2 separate regions of the Homo sapiens genome follow, and region 1 is linked to region 2. The links are chromatin loops, found by intact Hi-C in ENCODE. Cell type or tissue: heart left ventricle. All regions are shown on one strand.

Region 1 (8,000 bases), 260 kb after region 2:
TGTGATGGAGTCTCACTCTAACAACCAGGCTGGAGTGCAGTGGCGGGATCTCAGCTCACCTGCAACCCCCATCTCCTGGGTTCAAGCAATTCTCCTGCCTCAGACTCCTGAGTAGCTGGGATTACAGGCACTTGCCAGCACACCTGGCTAATTTTTGTTTTTTGTTTTTTGTTTTGTTTTGTTTTGTGAGCAGCAGCAAGATTTATTGTGAAGAGCAAAAGAATAAAGCTTCCACAGCGTAGAAGGGGACCCGAGCGTGTTGCCCTAATTTTTGTATTTTTAGTAGAGACGGGGTTTCACCATGTTGGCCAGGCTGGTCTCGAACTCCTGACCTCAAGTGATCCACCTGTCTCAGCCTCCCGAAGTGCTGGGATTACAGGCATGAGGCACCGCGCCCGGCCTCTAAACAATATCTGAACTTCTTGGTGGGATACCTAAGAACTGCCTTCCCAGTCTGGGCCCCTCTCACTAAGCTTACAGGTCTTATAGGTCTCCACTGAGCCTCAAAGTTTGACACAGGCTTGAAAAAATTCCTCATTGGAATGTTCAGATGATCATTCTTAAAGACTCACCTTGAACATTCTGTAGTGAATCTTTCATTGTCCCTCTCTGTACCACCCCTTACCCCTAAGCTCGGGAAACGTAAATTAGAAACAACAGTGCAGTGAATATTATCATGACCTATACCTTGTCCATCATGTAGCTATCTCCTTAGGCTGAAACCTTGGATCAAAGGGTATGCGTATTCCATATATGACACCTATTGTCAAGCTGACCCCCAGAAAGGTTTTATCCTGTCAGCAACTAATGGGAAATGCACATTTCCCAATCCCAACATACTGTTGAGTTTTCCAGTCTTTTTCACATTGACAAGTTTGATGAACAAAAGATGGCATATTAATGCACTTTTTGTTTGTATGAGTAAGGTTGAACATCATGTGCCAGTCTCTCTGCTATCCAACATCTCAACCAACTTCCTGTCTGCAAGGGATACCAAATTAGGCAGGACCACTCAAGATCCCACTATGAAAACTGGGTAGGGTGGCAGGGAGCAGGTATTCCCCTTCCTACCCCTGGAAGCTAGAGCCCAGGAACATGACCTAAAAAAGACCACCGCCGGGTGCAGTGGCTCATGCCTGTAATCTCAGCACAGGCAGACAGAGACGGGAAGAGTTTGAGACCAGGCTGGGCAACATCACGAGATCCCGTCTCTAAAAAAATAAATAAATAAGCCTGGTGTGGTGGTGCACTTCTGTAGTCCCAGCTACTCAGGAGGCTGAGGCGGAAGGATTACTTGAGCCTAGGAGGTGGAGGCTGCAATGAGCTATGATCGTGCCACTGCCCTCCAGCCTGGGTGACAGAGCAAGACCAACTATATGTTCCTACCTAGACTTTGGCTCTAGAAGTATTGATACACGGTTCGTTGGAGATAATGCAGTGAATTAATGAATCTAGCAGCTATATATTTAGCAGTGTGGCAGTACGGTGGTGTACAGTGTGGGGGTGGTAGCAGCAAGTGTCCAGCTGCTACTCTAGTGGCAAGTTCTTACTGGTGTCTGTGTCCCTGGGTTTCTGCCCAAGCCTGTTTCTCTGGCTCTGTTCTTTCTGTGAGCTAACCTGATAGGTTTCCTGTAAATCCTTTATTGGGGAAACAAACCAGTGTCAGTTTCTGCTGTTTGCAATCAAGAAAACAACTAGGAATACCTTTTAATTAGCGATTTTATTTTTACTGGTGTGATTCACCTGCACACACCATTTGCCCATTATTCTTTTCGGTGTATTCCTTTATAGATATTATCTCGTAGAAGTTTTTTGTTTGTTTGTTTTGTTTTTGAGATGGAGTCTCACTCCATCGCCCAGGCTAGAGTGCAGTGACATGATCTCAGCTCACTGCAACCTCTGCCTCTTGGGTTCAGGCCATTGTCGTGCCTCAGCCTCCCAAGTAGCTGGGATTACAGGCATGTACCACCACGCCCAGCTGATTTTGTACTATTATTATTATTATTATTATTATTTTGAGACAGAGTCTTGCTCTGTCGCCAGGCTGGAGTGCAGTGGCACGATCTCAGCTCACTGCAACCTCTGCCTCCCGGGTTCAAGCGACTCTCCTGCCTCAGCCTCCCAAGTAGCTGGGACTACAGGCACGCACCACCACACCCAGCTAATTTTTGTATTTTTAGTAGAGACGGGGTTTCACCATGTTGGCCAGGATAGTCTCGATCTCTTAACCTCGTGATCCGCCCGCCTCGGCCTCCCAAAGTGCTGGATTACAGTCGTGAGACACTGCGCCCAGCCAAATTTTTGTATTTTTAATAGAGACAGGGTTTCACCATGTTGGCCAGGCTGGTCTTGAGCTCATGACCTCAAATGATCCGTCTGCCTTGGCCTCCCAAAGTGCTGGGATTACAGGCATGAGCCACTACACCTGGTCCATAAAATTATTTTCTATATAAATTATATTATTTTTCAGTCTATACCATTCCCTACTTCCCTTTCAACCATGTTTACAGTGTTTTCATATCATATACAGAACTTAAATTATTATTTTTATTTTATTATTATTTTTGAGACAGGGTCTCACTCCATCATCCAGACTGGAGTGCAGTGGTGTGATCATGGCTCACTGCAGCCTTGACTTCCCGGGCTCAAGCGATCCTCCCACCTCAGCCTCCTCAGTAGCTGGGATTACAGGTGCATGCCACCACGCCCAGCTAACTTTTTGTATTTTTAGCAGAGACAGGGTTTCATCACGTTATCTAGGCTGGTCGCAAACTCCTAGGGTCAAGCCATCCACCCACCCAAGCCATCCACCCGCCTCAGCCTCCCAAAGTGCTAGGATTACAGGTGTAAGCCACTAAGCCCAGCCTAAATTATTTTATATAGTGAAACAGATTAGTCTTTTTCATAAAGATTTACAATATTTTTGACATACTTAGCCTTCCCCCACTCCAAGATCATAAGAATATTCATCTGTATTTTAATTTAGTGCAGTTCTGGGTTTTTTTCTTATTATTATGCTCTCCATCTGGAATTTATTTTTGCATGAGAAATGAGATAGGGATCTTGCCTTTTCTGCATGCTTCATGGCTAGCCAATTGTCTCAGCACCATTTTTAAATGTAATTTTCCCACTACTTTAAAATGCTGCTTTTATCACCTATTAAATGCCCCGTATATTTAAGATTTTTAAAAATTCTGTTCTATCCCATTGATAAGCCTCTGTATTCCAGGATAGCATAGGTTTAGAATATGCTGAAATGTTTGATAGAGCATTATCTCCTAGTATTTTATTATCTGTCTGTTTGCTTATTCTCTCAAATGAATTTAATCCTTTAGGGGGGTTAATTTATATAGATTAAGTGAGGGAAAACTGGCATCACCACAATATTTATCTTCTCATCTGAGAATAAAGTCTGTCTTCAAAAAATTATACAAGGGCTTTTAATGCCCCTCCCAGTACTATAGTTTCCTCCCATAGGTCTTGCATAATACTAATAAGTTTATTCCTATTGGTTGCTATTATGAATGGGATATTTTATGTCATTATATTTTCTGTTGTTTGTCTACAGGAAAAAAAATATTTTTGTAACCAGCCACCTTGATGTACTTTAGTTCTTTCTCATAATTTTCAGTTGATCCTATTGGGTTTCTCAGGAATTTATATCAACACATGAGATAAAAACCTCGCCACTTTGTTTATAATAGTTGTACCTCATCTTTTTTTTTCTCTTGTCTAATTGCCCTTCCAGAATTTTGTCTGTAATAGTAAGGAGAGTAGGAAAGCCTGCATTGTTTCTGCCTTTAATAGCATTTCATCCAGTGCTTTACCATTAAGCATGCTTGCTTTTGGTTTGAGATATATATTATTTATTGCGTTAAAGTGGTATCCATGTATTCCTACTTCAGGAAGGGTTATTATCAGGAATTGGTCTTGAATTTTATCAAATGCCTTCTGGGCATCAACAGAGATGAGCCTTTGCATTTTTCTCCTTTGACCTGTATACCCATCGTAAGTTCTTAGTTGCAGACAACATAAATGACTTTTGCTAACTTAAGCAGAAAAGGAGATCTTTAGAAGGATATCAACAGCTCACATAACTGCTAGAAAAGCTTCAGAATCAGACTTAGGAAACCAAGGAAGACAGTACATAGCCAGGACTCTGCTCCAGAAAATGCTGCTTAAGATGTCACTGTTGGCGCCGTCGGTGAAGCTGGCGCCACCTTCAGACAGTGGTAGCCGCACCACTTGCCTCTTAGTTCTGCTGTAGCCACTGTGTAACCTTGAATAACTTCCAAATGTCTCTGAACTTTTGCTTTCCTATCTGATAGAGTTTAGATATTTTTCCCCTCCAAATCTTATGTTGAAATGTGATCCCTGGCTGGGTGCAGTGGCAGACACCTGTAATCCCAACACTTTGGAGGCCAAAGGCGGGAAGATTGCTTGAGCCCAGAGATTTAAGACCAGCCTGGGCAACATAGAGGGATCCCATCTGTACAAAAAAATAAAAAAAATAGCCAGGCATGGTGGTGCACACCTGTAGGCACAGCTACTTGGGAGGCTGAGGTGGGAGAATCACCTGAGCTCAGGTAGTCAAGGCTGCAGTGAACCGTGATCATGCTGCTGCACTCCAGCCTGGGTGACAAGAGCAAGACCCTGTCTCAAAAAAGAAGAGAATAGAAGAGTCGAGAAGGGAAGGGAAGACAGGAAGGGAAAGGAAGGGAATGGAAGGGAAGGGGAGGGGAGGGGAGGGGAGGGGAAGGGAGGGAAAAGAGAAGAGAAGGGAAGGGAAGGGAAGGGAAGGGAAGGGAAGGGAAGGGAAGGAAAGGGAAAGGAAGGGAAAAGAAAAGAAAAAAGAAAAGAAAAGAAAAGAGATCCAGGAAAGGAGAAATAGGGGAGGAGGGAGAGGAGAGGGGAGGAAAGGGTCCCTGATGTTGAAGGCGGGTCCTAGTGGGAGGTGTTTGAGTCACGGGAGCAGATCCCTCATGAATGGCTTGGTGTAGTCCTCGAAGTAATGAGTGAGTTCTCACTCTGTTGGTTCACAGGAGATCCAATTGTTAAAAAGAGCCTGGCACCTCCTCCCTTCCTTCTTGCTCCCTTTCTTGCCATGTGACACAGCTGAGTCCCTTTCACCTTCTGCCATAAGTGGAAGCATCAGACTGGCACGGTGCTTCTTGTACAGCCTGCAGAACCATGAGCCAAAAGAAACTCTTTTCTTTGTAAATTACCCAGTTTTGGGTATTCCTTTATAACAATGCAAAATGGACCAATATAATACCTTCAGCATTCTTAGCTCAAAATGGAAGCATCCATTTGGTTGGGCCCTAGGTCCTAGGTCTGGTCACCAGCAGCTGGAAAGTAGGGAAGGAACCATCACCTTCCTCCAGCTTCCATAGTGGGAGACAAAGCTGGGGACAGGCTGGACGCAATGGCTCAGGCTTGTAATCCCAGCACTTTGGGAGGCGGAGGCGGGAGGATCCACTTGAGGCCGGGAGTTACAGGTTGCAGTGAGCTGTGATTGCGCGGCTGCACTCCAGCCTAGGCGACAGAGCAAGATCCTATCTCAAAAAAAAAAAAATAGATTTTGGGGGTGTCACAGTGAAAATACAAAGTATTTTCCATGCTAGGGGAAGACAACAGAAAATAAGCAAACACACAAATACTGTGTGTAATAAAATTTCAGCTACTGTTAATTGCTTGGAAGAAAAACAAAACCAAGAAAAGAGACAGGAAGTGGTGGGCAGAGAGTGTGTTATGTAGAATGTTGAAGATAGCCTCTCTGAGGAAGGATATTTGAGCAGGGAACTGAATGAGGTGTGGCAACAAGCACCTATGGAAATCTGGGGACCATCCAGACAGAGGAAAGAGGAACTGCAAAAGGCCCAAGTTGGAAATAAGTCTGGCCTGTACCAAGAAGAACAAGCAGATCAGAGTGGCTGCCATGAACTGAGCAAAGCAGGAAATGGCCAAAGATGAGGTGGAGGAGACAGGCAAAGGATCAGAAAATGTAAGACCTCGTTCCAGGAGTTTGAGACCACCCTGGGCAACATGGTAAAACCCCCATTTCTAAATTTTTTTTTTTTTTTGAGACAGGGTCTTGCTCTTTCACCCAGGCTGGAGTGCAGTGGCACAATCACGGCTCACTGCAGCCTCTACCTCCCAGGCTCAAGCAATCCTCCCACCTAAGCTTCCTGAGTAGCTGGAACTATAGGTGCATGTCACCACACCCTGCTAATTTTTTGTATTCTTTTGTAGAGACAGGATTTTGCCATGGTGCCAGGCTGGTCTCGAACTCCTGAGCTCAAGTGATCCTCCCACCTCCGCTTCCCAAAGTGCTGGGATTACAGGCATGAGCCACCATGCCTGGCAGGCAAAAACAAAACAAAACAAAACAAAACAAGAAAAAGAGATTTGAAAAAATTAGTCAGGTGTGGCGGCTAATTAAAAAAAAAAAAAAAACTATAGTCCCAACTACGTGGGAGGCTGAGGCAGGAAGACTTCTTGAGCCCAAGAATTTGAGGCTTCAGTGAGCTATGATCGCACTGCACTCCAGCCTGCAGACAGAGCAAGAAATAAAAATAAATCACGCCTGTAATCCCAGCACTTTGGGAGGCCAACGCAGGCAGATCACGAGGTCAGGAGTTCAAGACCAGCCTGGCCAATATGGTGAAAACCCATCTTTACCAAAAATACAAAAATTAGCCTGGTGCGGTGGCAGGTACTTGTAATCCCGGCTACTCGGGAGGCTGTTCCCGGCTGTGGGCTATTATCTTTAACAGTGAAATACTAAAAGGTTGTGCTCGTGAGGTGGGGCTTTTCAACTCAGAGGACCAAATGTAAGATGTTCAGAAGGAAGCCAGCCATTTGTGTCAGATCCTCAAATGTCACCGCATGCAGACCTTTTCAGAGCCTTGTCTATTTCTCCTGAAAAGAATGCCCAATTTCCTGCTGTCGCCTACACCAGTCTGGGACCAAAAGGCAGAAATAGATTAGGTAGGGGCTGATGTCTTAATCTTTAGGTTGCAATCTTCTATTGGTTCCCCAGTTTTCAGAATTATTTTTCTTTCCAGCCCTTTGCTAGGTAAAGGACTTGCTTGCTGAATTTGGAGCCTTGCTTCTCTGAACTTGGAGCTCTCTAGTTTAATGTCTTTGTTGACTGCACTTCATGCTGGAGGGCTGGGGCTAGAAGTGTAATTGTCTGGATGTGTGTGATAAGTGAGGTTCCCTAAGGGTCTAAACATACAGACTTTCAACTAGGGTCCCTATGTTAAGCCCCATGCTTAAGCTTACCCAGCTTTTGCTGCATCTGATGCCTCCAATTCCCGACTATGTTAGTTGGGGCTGTGTGATGGTTAATACCGAGTGTCAACTTGATTGGATTGAAGGATGCAAAGTATTGTTCCTGGGTGTGTCTGTGAGGGTGTTGCCAAAAGAGATTAATATTTGATTCAGTGGACTGGGAGAGGCAGACCCACCCTCAATCTGGGTGGGCACCATCTAGTCAGCTGCCAGTGTGGTTAGAATAAAAGCAGGCCGCCGAACGTGGAAGGACTTGACTTGCTGAGTCTTCCGGCCTTCATCTTTCTCCCGTGCTGGATGCTTCCTGCCCTTGAATATCAGACTCCAAGTTTTTCGGCTTTTGGACTCTTGGACTTACGCCAGTGGTTTGCCAGGGGCTCTTGGGCCTTAGGCCACAGACCGAAGGCTTCACTATCAGCTTCCCAATTTTTGAGGTTTTGGGACTTGGACTGGCTTCCTGGCTCCTCAGCTTGCAGATGTCCTATTGTGGGATTTCACCTTGTGATCGTATGAGTGAATTCTTAATAAAATCCCTTTCATATACACATCTATCCTATTAGTTCTGTCCCTCTCAAAAACCCTGACTAATGCAGCCTCCCATAACCAAAAATCACAGATCGGGTGGCTTAAACAACAGACATTTATTTTTTCACAATTTAGGAGGCTGAAAGTCTGAGATTAAGGTGTTGGCAGGGTTGATTTCT
Region 2 (8,000 bases):
TGGCCTCCCAGAGTGCTGGGGTTCCAGGCATGAGCTACCACACCCGTCCATGCTTTCCTTGTAATACATTGTGCTCTGGTAGATTGGACTCGACACTTTGACTGGTCAGTTTCTCTTGAGAGGGCTCCTCCGCTTGTCAGGTGGGAGTAGCTACACTGCCTGCCAGCGTTCTAGCTTGGTGCCTCACCCCGTTCTTCTCTGTTCCCTGTGTCACTGACCCTGGGGGCTCCCTGGTTCAATATTTCCAAGACATAATCTTCCCTCTGCTGCCCTAATAGGTGCAGGGCAGCGGCCTGGCTGTGGGTAGGGGGAAGGCTCTGTGGATGTAGCTCCTCTTTCTAGAGACCTCTAACATTGATTGTGCCTTTTCCCAAAACGCTCACCGCCACTGGGGTCACTGGTGCCTCCAGTTCCTGAGCTTTTGGAAGGTTCTGTGTCAAGAACTCACTTTCTCTTCCTTAGTGACACCTCCTCTCCCACAGCCACTTGAGTTTCAGCCTTCTCCTCTTTCCTAAGTCCAATGCCTCTCACAAATCAGCCTCAGGGCCGGGTGCAGTGACTCACGCCTGCAATCCCAGCCACTTTGGGAGCCCAAGGTGGGCGGATCACTTGAGGCCAGATGTTCAAGACCAGCCTGGGCAACATGGGTGAGACTCCGTCTCTTAAAAAAAAAAAAAAAAAGGAGTTGGAGGCTGTCGTGCGCCGTGATCGTGCCACTGCACTCCAGCCTGGGAGACAGAGGGAGACCCTATCTCAAAATGAATAGTTAAATCAGTAAAAACAAATTAGCCTCCCTTCTTCCAAAAATATGCCTATATTTGTTGTCTGACACAAACCCTTCACCATTTCTCTTTGACATTTTGATATTTATATTTTTTATCCACTTATTATCAATCTAGTGCTAATCAGAGAGGGAGTGGAAGTAAATGCTGGGTTTGATTCAGCGTGTTATGTACAAGTTCCAACTATGAATTGGTCCCTTCTTCTTTTCTTTCTTTCTTTTTTTTTTTTTTTTGTTGTTTGTTTGTTTTTGTTTTTGAGACAGTTTCGCTCTGTTGCCCAGACTGGAGTGCAGTGGCATGATCTCAGCCCACTGCAACCTCCACCTCCTGAGTTCAAGCTATTCTCCTGCCTCAGCCTCCCGAGTAGCTGGGATTACAGGCACCTGCCACCAGGCCTGGCTGATTTTTGTATTTTCAGTAGAGACAGGGTTTCGCCATGTTGGCCAGGCTGGTCTTGAACTCCTGACCTCAGGTGATCCGCCTGCCTCAGCTTCCCAAAGTGCTGAGATTACAGGCACCTTTTTCAATATTGAATGATTCACTTTGTCTCATTTAATATCTTTTTTCCTAGGATTCTACTTTCCGTGGAATTTCACAGAAATTCTACAGAATTTCTACAGGAAGTAGAATCCTATCTCTAGCTTTCTTTAGAATTACATTTTCCTAATGTATCTTCACCTCTCCATTTTCATATAAAATGTTCCTGCCTCTGTATTCTGGGGTGGTCGTATGAACACAAATGTTCTCGTTGTTGTCATTTTGAAAATTATGGTGTTTGGCCTATTTCCAACAATTTTTAATATTAATACAATCCGTCTTTTATACTTCTGTCAACTTGCTCTAAAAGTTTTGCTTTTCTTTTTTTCTGCTTTCTTATCCCCTGTGTCTTTTGTTATATGGCCACACAATTTTCTTTTCTTTTCCATTTTCCAGTATTTTGGAAGGTATGTATCCTGTTTATAATAGTTCATTTTATAGTTTTCTAATACAGTAAATGAGTAGACAGTATCTCTTAGTAAAGAGACTTGTGTAGTTTTTCTCTGTCCTCTCTCCTTTTCTTCCTGTTTTGCCAACTTTTCGGTCTTTGTTAATGTGGATTTGATGTATCAAATTATTAATTTTTATCTTTTTTTTTTTTAAGAGAGAAAGGGTCTTACTATGTTGCCTAGACTGGACTCAAAATCCTGGGCTCAAGCAATCCTCCTGCCTCAGCCTTCCAAGTAGCTGGGACAAGAGGTGCACTCCACCATGCCTGTCTCTATCTTTTTTAAAAGCATAATGTTGACATTAGAAGCTACATGTATTATTTATTTGGGGTTAGTGTTTGTTTAACCCCATCACTGTCCTTTTATATACAACTTTTCCATTCTTGAGCTTTTCCACACCATCACTCAGAATGTTGTTTTTCTTTTCAAGGGATTTTTTGAAGAGCAGGATCTAATGCTTTTCAAGATGTTGCATGCCATAAAACTTTTCTTTTGCCTTCACAGGCACGTTAGCTCTCGGATGTGGGTTTTATTTCGTTCAGACTAGGCTGACCTTTTAATGTACCCCACATAGCCATCTTATATCTCTGGGAAGGTCTCTTTAATGAAATCTTTGCCTATAGCTCTGTCCAATTTGTTCTGGGTTTCTTCTTCAATAACATCAGCAAACTACAAGTTGCCTATAACCACTCTGTCTTCCATTCTACTTTCTCTCTCATCAGCTCAATGTTGTGAATTTTATTTTAGAAGCGTAAGATCAGGCTCCGGTTTGTTCTAATGTTTATTTTTGACATCGCTAATTCTGCTCTTTACTGCTGTCAGCGTAGTTGTGTTTCTTTTTTATTCTTTTTGGTACTAGCTTACTTCACCCATACCTTGATTTTTCTGGTCTTAACTGTGTTTTCATGTCATCTTACTGTCTTTTCTCTTTCTTTCTTTTGTTTTCTTTCTTTTCTCTTCTTTCTTTTTTTCTTTTGTTAATTGAGACAGAGTCTTGCTTTGTTGCCCAGGCACTGGAGTGCAACGGCGCAATCTCAGCTCACTGCAGCCTTGACTTCCTGGGCTCAAGTGATCCTCCCACCTCAGCCCCATCAAGTAGCTGAGACTACAGGTATATACCACCATGCCTGGCTAATTTTTGTATTTTTTTGTAGGGACACGGTTTCACCATGTTGCCCAGGCTGGTCTCAAACTCCTGAGCTCAAGCAATCCAGTCACCTAGCCCTCCCAAAGTTCTGGGATTACAGGCGTGTGCCACCACGCTAGCCTTGTCTTTTTGCCTAAGCCTATGCTCAACTCTTGTCCTTCTGCTCAAATGTCCCCCAGGTTTTCTCTGATCACTTAATTTCCTCATTACACTTATTCTCTTTCTTTTCCTTTATCACAAGTTGTAATTATTTTTTTTTATTTTGCCCATTATCTCCTCCACCAAACCAGAGGCCCCATGAGGGCAGCAAGTACTACATCTATGTTATTTATAGCCGTGACTTCAGCACTTAGCAAGATGGCTGGTGAAGAGTGGGTGCTCAGCAAATATTTGCTGAGTAAGTACATGCCCATATTACTCTGGTTTGGATTCCCTTTGGCTGCACCAATATTGTTTTGAGTCAGAGGCTCCCAAACTTTAGTAATTGAAGGACCAACTTTTTACCATATTCAAGGACTTAGACTATTATTTTCTTAATATTTGTGTTTAGATCAATTTACATTTTCTACCTTCACTATGTGTTTAAGCTTCATCCTAAACGATGAAGTTGGTTAAGTAAAAGTGATGACCTGGTTCCAATTTTCTAAAATACATTAAAATAAGCATCTTTGCCTTGCCTAACTTTAATGAGACTCGTAGCCTGGAGTTTACGGGGACAGGTACTAGAGTCAAAACACTTGAATTTGTATCTTAGCTTCGCTATTCAGTACCTTGGGTCTTTGGGCGGGTTACTTCTCTGCCTAATTCCCTCAAATTATAATAAGGTTAAAATAAGGCTATAAAGTTAATAGTAATAGCTCCTTGATGATATTCTGTGGTATTTATATGAGATAATACATGTAAAAGCTCATATAGCTATGCCTACCACAAGGCATGTAAAAATGTAACTGTAAAAAATGTAAATTTCATCCGTGAATCACTTGTGAGCCACAAAGACGATAAGTAAACACACTTTGGGAAATTCTTTCTAAAGATCTCGGGCTACTGCATTTCCTCCAGGAGCTCACGTCTTCTTGATTTAGGCTTTGATTCCTTCCCATCTTATTCATTTAACAAGCACAATATTTGGTGGGTATGATTCATTCTCTTTTGCCTGCCTATGATGGCATGGCACAGTGACAAGGACTGAAGATACCACAGCCAGCAAGCAAGACACTGTGCCTTCCTGATGGGGTTCACAGACTAACTAGGGGGAAGGCAATAAACAGATATGCAAGATAATTACAGGTTGTGCTTAGAATGATGAGGAAATAAGCCAAATAAACCACTTCAGAGAGTGACACTGTGCCTTCCTGATGGGGTCCACAGTCTAACCTGAGGGGAAAGGCAATAGATAAACAGAGAGGCAAGATAATTACAGATGGTGCTTAGAGTGATGAGGAAATAAGCCACTTCAGAGACTGACATTTGAAAGTGGTGATATTCTAACTGAGACCTGAGCATGAGAAGGATTGAGCCACAGGAAGAGCCAGGGTAAAGTGATCCAGGCAGAAAGAACAGCACAGCCCTAGAGACAGAAAGGGAAAGGACTGGGGGATTCAAGAGTGTCTGCTAGTTCATCTTGCTGGGTTTTGCAAATGCCTTCCAGAACTGACATGCAGAGCTGGACCATTCTATACCAAAGCCTAGAAAAGAACTCACATGTGTATAGTTTAGGCAGGCTTTGAACCTGCAGGAGTATTAGTGACCCAACAACTACCCATGTGGTTTTAGGCACATCTGAGACATGAATTATATGTAGGCAGCTGACTTCCCAGTGCATGGCCCTTGCTCCCTCTATGATGAGAAAACCAACTCCTGCTCACCCCTTGCAATCATGGAGCTTAATGTATCCTGGTACGACAACAACATTCGGGAGTCAGATGGAAAGCATTCCTATCATTGGTTAATTTCCTCCAAGGAGGCAACAGGTGTTGGCTCCAACCACTGCAATTGGATCACCTCCAACTACCCACTAGGGGGCGCTGCTATGCTGCAAGAAGTGGGGCAGGCTTGCGGAACTCATCCCTGCAAAACCATTAATACCCCCGGGAGACTGAAGTGTGAAGTTGTAAAGCTTGGTGTTAACAAACAAAATAAACTCACTGACTCATGCAGTTGTTGGCTGAGGAGTTTGCCTGGGAAACATTCAGATCTGGTGGGAAAGGATGAGGGTGCAGATGGTGGAGGGTGGGGACTCCGTGGACAATTCAGGCAGGAAACTGGGAGGTGGAGGAGGTTTCAGAGCAGGGAAGCTGGCGTCAGGAAACGGCTGGGTTGACCGGCTCCATACTCAGCCTAGTGCTGGGCAGAATAGAAAACGTTATGTGCTTAGTAGCAGGATATTGAGAGCACTACATTCTAATGGTTTCTATATTCTCTGTGGAATGGGATGCAAGGTCACCTACTAAGAGTGGCAAGAAAGGGCAGGGTTTGGTCATTTGCAGAGAAAGGGAACGGTCTGAAATAGTCATGCAGAGCTAGAAAGCCAGTTGTCCAGAGACACATGGTGGAATTGTGCTGTGTGCTAAAGGCCCCTGAATTAGTCTGTTCTCATGCTACTAATAAAGACATACCCAAGACTGGGTAATCTGTAAAGGAAAGAGGTTTAATAGACTCACAGTTCAGCGTGGCTGAGGAGGCCTCAGAATCATGGCGAAAGGTGAAGGAAGAGCAAAAACACGTCTTACATGGCAACAGGCAAGAGAGAGAGCATGTGCAGGGGAATTCCCCTTTATAAAACCATCATGTCTCATGAGACTTATTCACTACCATGAGAACAGCATGGGAAAAACCCACCCTCATGATTTAATTACCTCCCACCAGGTCCCTCCCATGACACATAGGAATTACGGGAGCTACAATTTGATATTTGGGTGGGGACACAGCCAAACCATATCAGCCCCCTTTGTGTTGGCAATCAGATATCTGGAGTGGAACCAGCCTTTGATTTCAGGTGTTCTCCAGCAGTGCTCTGCCCTGCTGAGTATAGAGAGAGGGCACTCAGGTGCTCCTGGCACCCAGTGTTGCCTCAGGAAGCTTCTTGCACAGGTCCCTGGCCCTTTTTGAGGGTCTCCTGCAGGTACTCAGGGATGATCTGTCATTCTCTCTGGAGGTGGTGGCTCCAAAATTTCTATATGGGGGAAGGGGTAGGAGTGGCCCCATCAGAGGAAGGATAGAAAGCTTGTCTGGGAGTTGCCATGCATGCTGTTTCGTGGCATGCATTCACTCTGATTGACTAATGGAGACTAGAGGGGGATAAAGATCCCTTTGGCCTCCACTTGGTACCATCACTGTCCCCATGTGCCATTTTGTTTCCTGGATGCTAATGTCACTGGGGAACATCTCACGAGAGCAAGCTGACTCAGGCTGGAAGCTAGAAAGTAGAGCCTAGCTAGAGACAGGCACTGGGCTGCTCCCCACAGTTCTGATCATGAGTGAAGAGAGCTGTGGTGGGTCCTGAGCTGGCTGGGACAGACGTCAGAAGGGAGTGAGTGAGAGGTCACCAATTGAATTTGGTTATAGATTAGACATGGGTGTTGCTTGGACAACTGGTGAATGGTGGGGCCATTAACTGAGACATGAGAAGTGGTAAGTTGAGGAGAAATAACTGAAGTGTGTATGGAGAAAGAATGGTCAGTGGGGGGCAGGGGCGGGGAGGAAGAAAGAATGTGTTCCCAAAGGAAGAAAAACAAGTTTCAACAAGCAGGGAGTGGGCAAGTGCTTCAGAGGCCACAGAAAAGTGAAACATGACCAAGATTCGAGATGGAGTTGGCATTTAGGGTTGTGTTCGGAGAGTACCGCTTCAGAAGACGATGGGGTGGGAGGAGATGGAGCAAGAGGAGGATGAATGTGAGGTGAGGAAATGAAGCCATGCAGCTTTATTCCAAGAACTCTGGCTGGGAAGAAAAGGAGATATACAGGACTGTCGCAGGAGCAGGTGAAGGGATAGATAGCTGGTTTTTTTGAAAATGAAAAAGGCTTGAACTAAAGGGGGAAATCAAGTAGAGAAAGAGGAACCTGCTAATAGATGGTCACGGTGCATTACACTTTATACGGGACTCTCGCAGCTTTGACCTCACAACAGCCAAGTGAAGTTGGCATTACCATGATCCACACATTGCAGGTGAAGAAACTAACACGAAAGTCACATGGCCAGGAAAAGGAAAAGCTGGGACTCCAATCCAGGCTTTCTGAATTCAAGTCATCCGCAATTTTTCACCCAACATCAATTAGCCGATTCTGATTAATGCAATAAATATTCACTGGCTATGTCCTTTGTACCAGTATTGCCAGGGCTGCCTTAAGACCTTGCAATTCAACGGGTGGCCCAAGGAGCAGCAAGTCGGCCTCACTGTGGAGCCTGCTAAAAATGCATACTCTTAGCACCCCCTCCCTAGACCTACTGAATCAGAAACTGCATTTCAACAAGACCCCTACACGAGATTCAAATGCACATTAAAGTGTGACAGGCACAGGCTTATGGGGTCCACTTCCAGGGAGAAGGGAGGGCAGGGAGAGAAATTAAGCCCAGACCACAGAAGAAGAGATATCCTGGGAGTTACCTCCAGATAGTGTCCCACGGTCAGCTGCAGATAGGACCAAAGAAATTGAAGTCCAATTGCCTGGAAATGTATCAGAGCTGTACATGCAGCAGCAAAAACATTCCTTCAACACCCACGATCACCGTTCCTCCTTTCCAAGAGAGCTTCTTGAGAAAGGAGCTATACATTTTCACCTTCCATATCCTTCCTTCCCGCCCACACCTCAGCCACTCCAGACATGTTTCCTCCCCCTCACTCCACAGTAGAGGCTTTCTTCATCCTAAATAATATCAATGGAGACTTTTAAAAATAGCTTTTCATTAGATAGTTTTTTTTAAATGACAAAAAATACATGCTCATGGCAAAGAGAAAAATAAATCCGAATGCAAAAAGCTAAAGGTGAAAACGAAGTCCCATTCTACACTACAGCCCAGCCCAGATCCCCCAAGGTTATTTTCCAAAGATAATAACTGTTAAATGTATTGTGTATCCTTTTAGAAGA

Evidence for each region. Peaks named below come from ENCODE experiments on the same cell type or tissue, not always from the same donor. Only the 100,000 strongest peaks of a DNase experiment are listed, where the experiment ranks them.
Region 1: a loop joins it to region 2, with 3 times the contacts of the local background. A loop is called at or near these places in 10 of 110 quality-filtered maps.

What each region holds. Positions count from the first base shown.
Region 1 is chr16:23,151,388-23,159,387 of GRCh38, forward strand. No RefSeq gene overlaps it. Among named protein-coding and RNA genes, the nearest start is that of USP31, 5.9 kb to the left of the region's middle. In heart left ventricle, a CTCF peak has its summit at 4,223 (motif pointing left); a DNase peak (open chromatin) is centred at 4,214.
Region 2 is chr16:22,894,072-22,902,071 of GRCh38, forward strand. The region is part of intron 1 of HS3ST2 (heparan sulfate-glucosamine 3-sulfotransferase 2); the gene reads left to right. Among named protein-coding and RNA genes, the nearest start is that of HS3ST2, 84 kb to the left of the region's middle. In heart left ventricle, CTCF peaks have their summits at 4,928 (motif pointing right) and 5,128; DNase peaks (open chromatin) are centred at 4,950 and 5,206; H3K27ac peaks cover 520 bases; H3K27me3 peaks cover 2,745 bases.